Linked DNA regions of Homo sapiens: region 2 is linked to region 1. A link is an interaction called in ENCODE POLR2A ChIA-PET data of the cell type or tissue named here. Cell type or tissue: Caco-2. All regions are shown on one strand. Links, peaks and the distances in the headings refer to the core of each region. The heading gives the core; the rest is flanking DNA. Region 1 overlaps ALDH18A1 (aldehyde dehydrogenase 18 family member A1). Region 2 overlaps SORBS1 (sorbin and SH3 domain containing 1).

Evidence for each region. Peaks named below come from ENCODE experiments on the same cell type or tissue, not always from the same donor. Only the 100,000 strongest peaks of a DNase experiment are listed, where the experiment ranks them.
Region 2: POLR2A ChIA-PET joins it to region 1 with 9 read pairs; 3 of 35 experiments call an interaction of 5 or more read pairs at or near these places.

The regions. Positions count from the first base shown.
Region 1 is chr10:95,634,245-95,637,159 of GRCh38, reverse strand. ALDH18A1 (aldehyde dehydrogenase 18 family member A1) reads left to right here. Exons shown (of 18, transcript NM_002860.4): 5 at 1-67. Among named protein-coding and RNA genes, the nearest start is that of ALDH18A1, 21 kb to the left of the region's middle. In Caco-2, for the core only: no CTCF peak of the experiment used is centred there; DNase peaks (open chromatin) are centred at 1,479 and 1,795.
Region 2 is chr10:95,389,432-95,392,346 of GRCh38, reverse strand. The region is part of intron 15 of SORBS1 (sorbin and SH3 domain containing 1); the gene reads left to right. Among named protein-coding and RNA genes, the nearest start is that of PDLIM1, 100 kb to the right of the region's middle. In Caco-2, for the core only: no CTCF peak of the experiment used is centred there; no DNase peak of the experiment used is centred there.

The sequences.
Region 1 (2,915 bases), core at 2-2,501:
CGGACAGAGTGGGCTGATGGCCTTGTATGAGGCTATGTTTACCCAGTACAGCATCTGTGCTGCCCAGGTGAGAGGCTGGGCTTTGAAATGGGTGTGGGACCTGTGAGGGTGGTTGTTGTGGAACAAAGGGGTCTGGAGCCAGACTATTGGAATATGGTGTCAGCTTCATCACTTGCTACTTGAGATCTGAAGAAAGTTTCTTTTCCTTTTTGTGCCTCAGTTTCCTCATCTGAAAATGGGGATAATATCAGTGCCTATTTCAGATAATTTTTGGAAGGGCTCAGTGAGAAAATATATGAAAAGCATTTAGTATAGTGTTTGGTACATAATACATTGTCAGTAAATATCAGTTCTTGTTACACTAATAACTTAGGATTCCAAGTGCTAACACTTCTGAAGACAGAGAAGTTAAATGTCTTTATTTCACTGGCTTCTTTGATTTCAGGTGGCTTGCTTCTCTTTGCACCTGGTTGGTTGCCTTTTATAGCAGATATTTATTAAGCTTTGAAGGGAAAGAGGAATGCTGGTGATTGGTTGGTTTTTCACTCATTCAGCAAATATTTATTGAGCACCTATGGTGTACCTAGCAGTCTTGGGCATTGGGGATACTGTGGTGAACAAATCAGACATGATTCCAGTCCTCATGGGACTTACGAATTTTTGGTGGCTACCCCTAAATGTTCTAGAACCTTCTTTCTACATTGTTTCATTTTTACCTAAATCTCCTGAATTTTTTTGAATTATATTCTTAATCAACTGTACAACTACACACTAGAGACATCTCAATAACAGTCACTTCAGGAAACAACTGAAAAAAAAATCTAACTCCCAAATTATTTTATTTTGAAATTCCTTTACCTGTAAAGATGTAAAATAGCTGTTATTTTATATTATGGATATTATTTTACATGTACACTACATGCACAGATGTTATTTTACACAGGTGATATTGTTATATATACATATATTGTTTCAGGTTTTGCTTCTTCATTTCCTGTTACTTTTTTTTGTTTCTCCATCATTTGCCTGTTTGTACCCACAGTGATGTTCTGGTATTACACCAGAGTGTCCTCAAGTCAGTGAGGTAAAACAGAAAGGCACGGACTTGTCCCATTGCCTATGGCTGGGGACCCCACTTTCTGTAGTCTTAGCTTTTTTTCTGTTAGTATAAATACAGTATAAATCTCTATTTATATCACTCTTCTTTATTATTTGGTTTCTCTTCACAGTCCAATGACAACTTTGGTCTTTAATTTTTTTAAAGTGCCTGGAGCCAGGTGAGGAAGCTCAAGTCAGGGAGCTATGGTTTTGCTTTGGTTTGGTTTTTCCCAGGGATGAAACCTTTTGAGAGTTTGTTTTTGTTTTATTTTGTTTTGAATGATGGTAGCATTAAGAGTCCATGCAGCATCAGCCATTGTTTCCATTTACATTGAGTGAAAGAAGAGCCCTGCCCCCTCCAGTTCCCAACAAGCTTCAACCCCTGGGCTCTTTCCTCTCACACCTGTGTCTTCCCCCAAGGCCATCATATCTACAGAAAATATTTGCCCTTTGTACCTTTTCCTGTGGTTCCTTATTTTCTTCAGTAATCCTATATAGAAGACCATTGTCAGTGGCTTTTGAAAATTTCCAGTAGGTGGTTTGCCAGGTTAAAGACTTAAACACTTAAAACAGCTTGTTTTTTCTTCATAGAAGGGAAACTGATTTTCCCTCAACAGATTGCGCTTGTCTAAACACGTACTTTTCCCTCTTGGGACTCTTTATCTCCTACCTTCATGCTGAGATCCCCAGGCCATGTTTGTGAAGCTATTTTGGTGACAGGTATTTTTCCTGGACCTTTAGATCTCCTGCTTGTCTCTCCTACACACGGGTTTATATTAATTGTTTGATCTTTCACCATCGTGACTAGAATCTATATGTTCAGTTTGGACCTAGTCCTGTGTCCAACAGCACTAAGCTTTTCTGAAAAGGAGTTCATGATCTTCCCTTTCAAAAATATGCTCCATTTTATTTTTCCCCAAGACATCAACATTCTTATTCTCCATTCCAGCAGCTAGACTCTGGCATTTCAGAGGTACTCAACAAATTTTTTATCGAGTGAGTGAATTATTTTTCTATATGTATGTTTCCTGTGTTTTATATACCATTAAGGCTACTGTTTTATTGCTATATTCTTCTCAGTTACCATAGCCAGACCCTTAACCATCCTCACTTTGACTGTTTCAGTGCCTGCTTTCTTTACTATTTGCTTCCAGCTTTCCCTACCTCATCCTGCCCTACACAGCAAGAACGCTCTTCCGTAAACATTAGAGAGATTGCATTATTTATTGTTGAGCCTCAAGGTTTGTTGCCATTTAGTTTCTTGCTATCTCCATTCACCCATTTATCTTTTTCTCCTAAACATTGCATAAAATTCTGATTTAAGCTAGAAAGCAGAGCTGTTTACCAGCCCACACACCAGCTCTCCATTCTACCTTTGAGCACCTTATGCTCATCTCCTCCCTTGAACCAAGTTGTGTTCTGCCCCCCTTTCAGCTTGTGACCAAAGACTAACTTCCATAAATTTCTCAGACTAACCCCACATGCTCACACACAATCTTAGTTAACTCCAGTAATAGTCTGCTTTAGAGCAAGAGCAGTGACAACACAGCCCTATTCCATTTTGTCTAATACACTTTCACTCACTCACCAAATATTTAAGGGCCTACTATGGCCAGGCCCTGAATCAGATCCTAGAATACAGAGATATTTTAGAAATTGCTGGGGCACAGCGGTGTGCATCTTTAGTCCCAGTTACTCAGGAGGCTGAGGTGGGAGGATCACTTGAGAGTAGGAGTTCAAGTCCAGCGTGGACAACAGAGTAAGACCCTCTCTATAAAAAAAGAAAAGAAATTAATGGATAATCACTGATTCCCCCA
Region 2 (2,915 bases), core at 101-2,600, 240 kb after region 1:
ACAAGTGATGGAAACATTTGAGCTAGATCATTTAAAATAATCACAGGGTTTTTGGTTTTGAGGTTTTTTTTTTTTTTTTTTTAAACCATTTCAAGAGAGTCTCTGGATTTCTTGATCCTTGATTTGTGGTTTTCATGTTGTCTGTGAGCTCCAGCAGGGCCTCATCAGCCCTGTCCGTGGTGCTGCTCCAGCTCTGTGCTCCCCGATAGGTGGCCCTGCGCTCTATGCACATCCTTCTTAACATAGGAAAGATGTATGCCTTTCAAAGAAAGGCATTCAAGACAGATCAGCACCAAGTGGAGGCTCTACCCACAGATGTTAATGTGCATTAAGAAACAGCGTTACTGAGAAATCTGAGCCATCATTCCAGAGTCTCTCTCCTGGGGAGAAGTTTGTTTTTACTGCTGGGTTTTTTTGTTTGGTTTTAATTCAGAATTTGGAACTAGAATTATTTGTAATAAACCTATCAAAGCCTAGCCTAAGGGCTGCCATCTCTGTCTAAATTCTAGTTGTTTATACAGTATAAAAAAGACATTTCTAAAGCTCTCAAAGCTGATCCTCCTCAATAGTAAGGGACTGTGTGAAAGTTTGTTTATGCTGGCTTAGCAACCTTCTTTTTTCCCCCAGCTACAGTGAAAAAGCAAACTTTTGGCCAGACTTTTAGACTATAAATAGAGTTATCATGTCTCAGTCAATGAGGGTTAAAATGTTCTTTTTAAAAAAAGAAAACTTTGGAAATTCCAAGAAGGGGCAGTCACTTTTAATCATTTTGTAATCTTGGAGACTGCTGTCTACGGGATGGAAGAGATGTTAGCAGAAGGGAGGGGGCAAACTGTGCAGAAACAGCTTCAGAAATGCAGTCCCCCACTTTCTTCCCTGCTGCTTTAAGGAACAGCAGTGTGGTGGCCAACATCTCAGCAGCCCAGAGTGGTAATCCTATTAATAATAATAGTCTTATAATGACATAACCACCACCTCAGTGACTATGTGGCTGTCATTAATTGAGCCCTTGCCACATACAAGTTTCTGTGCTGAATATATCACTATTGTTATCTCATTTTCATTCTCCCAGCAGCCCCATGAAGTAACTCTTCATTTTATCAATGAGGAGTATGAGGTTCAGAGAGATTAAGTAATATATGCAAGATTACACAGTAAGTAGCAGAACCAGGATTCAAACCTAGGTGTTTGGGGCTCCATTAACACAGGCTTTTACTCAACGCTGCTATACTGCCCTGCAGATTCCTTTCCCCTTCCTGACTCTGTGTTCTTGCTTGTCCCCTTCTTGTCCAGAGGCTCTCTGGTATCTGACTGCAGGCATTCAGCTTCCCCTGAGTCAGTCCTGCCTCAGTCTGCTAAGCCAGTACCTCCCAGATGGTGCCTGGAAATATATAGTTAGGGACCCAGCACGGTGGCTCATGCCTGTAATTTCAGCACTTTGGGAGGCCGAGGTGGGCAGATCACCTGAGGTCAAGAGTTCGAGACCAGCCTGGCCAACATAGTGAAACCCTGTCTTTACTAAAAATACAAAAAAAAAATTAGCCAGTGGGCGTGATGGCAGGCGCCTGTAATCCCAGCTACTTGGGAGGCTGAGGCAAGAGAATCACTTGAATCTGGGATGCAGAGGTTGCAGTGAGCCGAGATCGCACCACTGCACTCCACCATGGGCAACAGAGTGAGTCTCTGTCTCAAAAAAAAAAAAAAAAAAAAAAAGAATATATAGTTAGGAAAACTCCTCAAGTGATTGACAGACAGGATTGAGAACCACTGGGATGGGGAAATACCACTCTTCCCAGCCCCCAAAAAGAGATGAAGAAAATTGGCCAGATGCAGTTTTGGGAATATGGATATAGGATGAGAATGGAGAATGCAGATTTTATAGAATTAGCGCCCCCTACTCTGAACACGCCCAAATGATGTTGGCTCACTTGGCACATTTGATGTCAAGAAGAGGGAAAATATTTTCAAATAATGGCTCAGAATTTGCAGCAAAACCAGATAACTGGTATGTTACTTCATGGTCCGTGGCTTCTCCTGACTTTCCGTGACCTGTGAGGACCTCCTGGACCATGTCAGTGAGAAGGCGAGTCCAGGTGAAGCCCCAGAGACCAGCTTTTTTCCCATGCTTTGTGATGCCTCTTCTACCACTTCAGGCTGGTGGTGGCCACTGCCACCTCTCGGTGATGTCACTCAAGACACCACCTCTAGGCATCCCCAGGTTGTGGTGTCAAAATGGTCTGTCTCAGTGCTTCTTCCTCATTCCTAGAAGAGATTGCACTAAGGCAAGGATTTAAAGAGGTGCATCTTCTCAGGCACAGCTGTAGTTGAGTTAAAATAATTCTCTACTGGCCTTACAGGATTTGTAAGAATAGCTTTGTTTTGTTTGAGTTCAAGCAAATAATTCTATTGTGAAGATGCTTGGCCGGGATCTGTGCCTCCTGCCCCAGACTCCAGCCAGTACTGCCCAGGGGAGAGTCTGAGTCGTTCTCCTAATGAGAGCTTCCCAGGAGATCTCCGCCTAGCAAGTGCAAAAGGCATTGACTGGCCTGTGGGACAGTTAAGAAACGGTAGCAGTTACTCCCTTTCCACCTTCACGGCCCAGGAGTTCGATAGCAGATGAAGACGGTGAGTCTTCTTCTAACCCTATGGTTCTCCCAAACTTTCTCCTTTAACTTATTTTTTGCCCCACCTCATTCTCTTCTTCAGAGTTCTATTTTTTTCTCTGTGTCTTCTATAACTACTGTACACCCTATCCTGGTCTTTTTTTTTGCATTCTTTAGAACTTGATTGCCACATCTGTAATCCCAGCTACTCAGGAGGTCAGGGCAGGGGGATCACTTGAGCCCAGGATTTTGAGGCTGCAGTGAGCTACGATCACACCACTGTACTCCCTCCAGTCTGGGCAACAAAGTGAA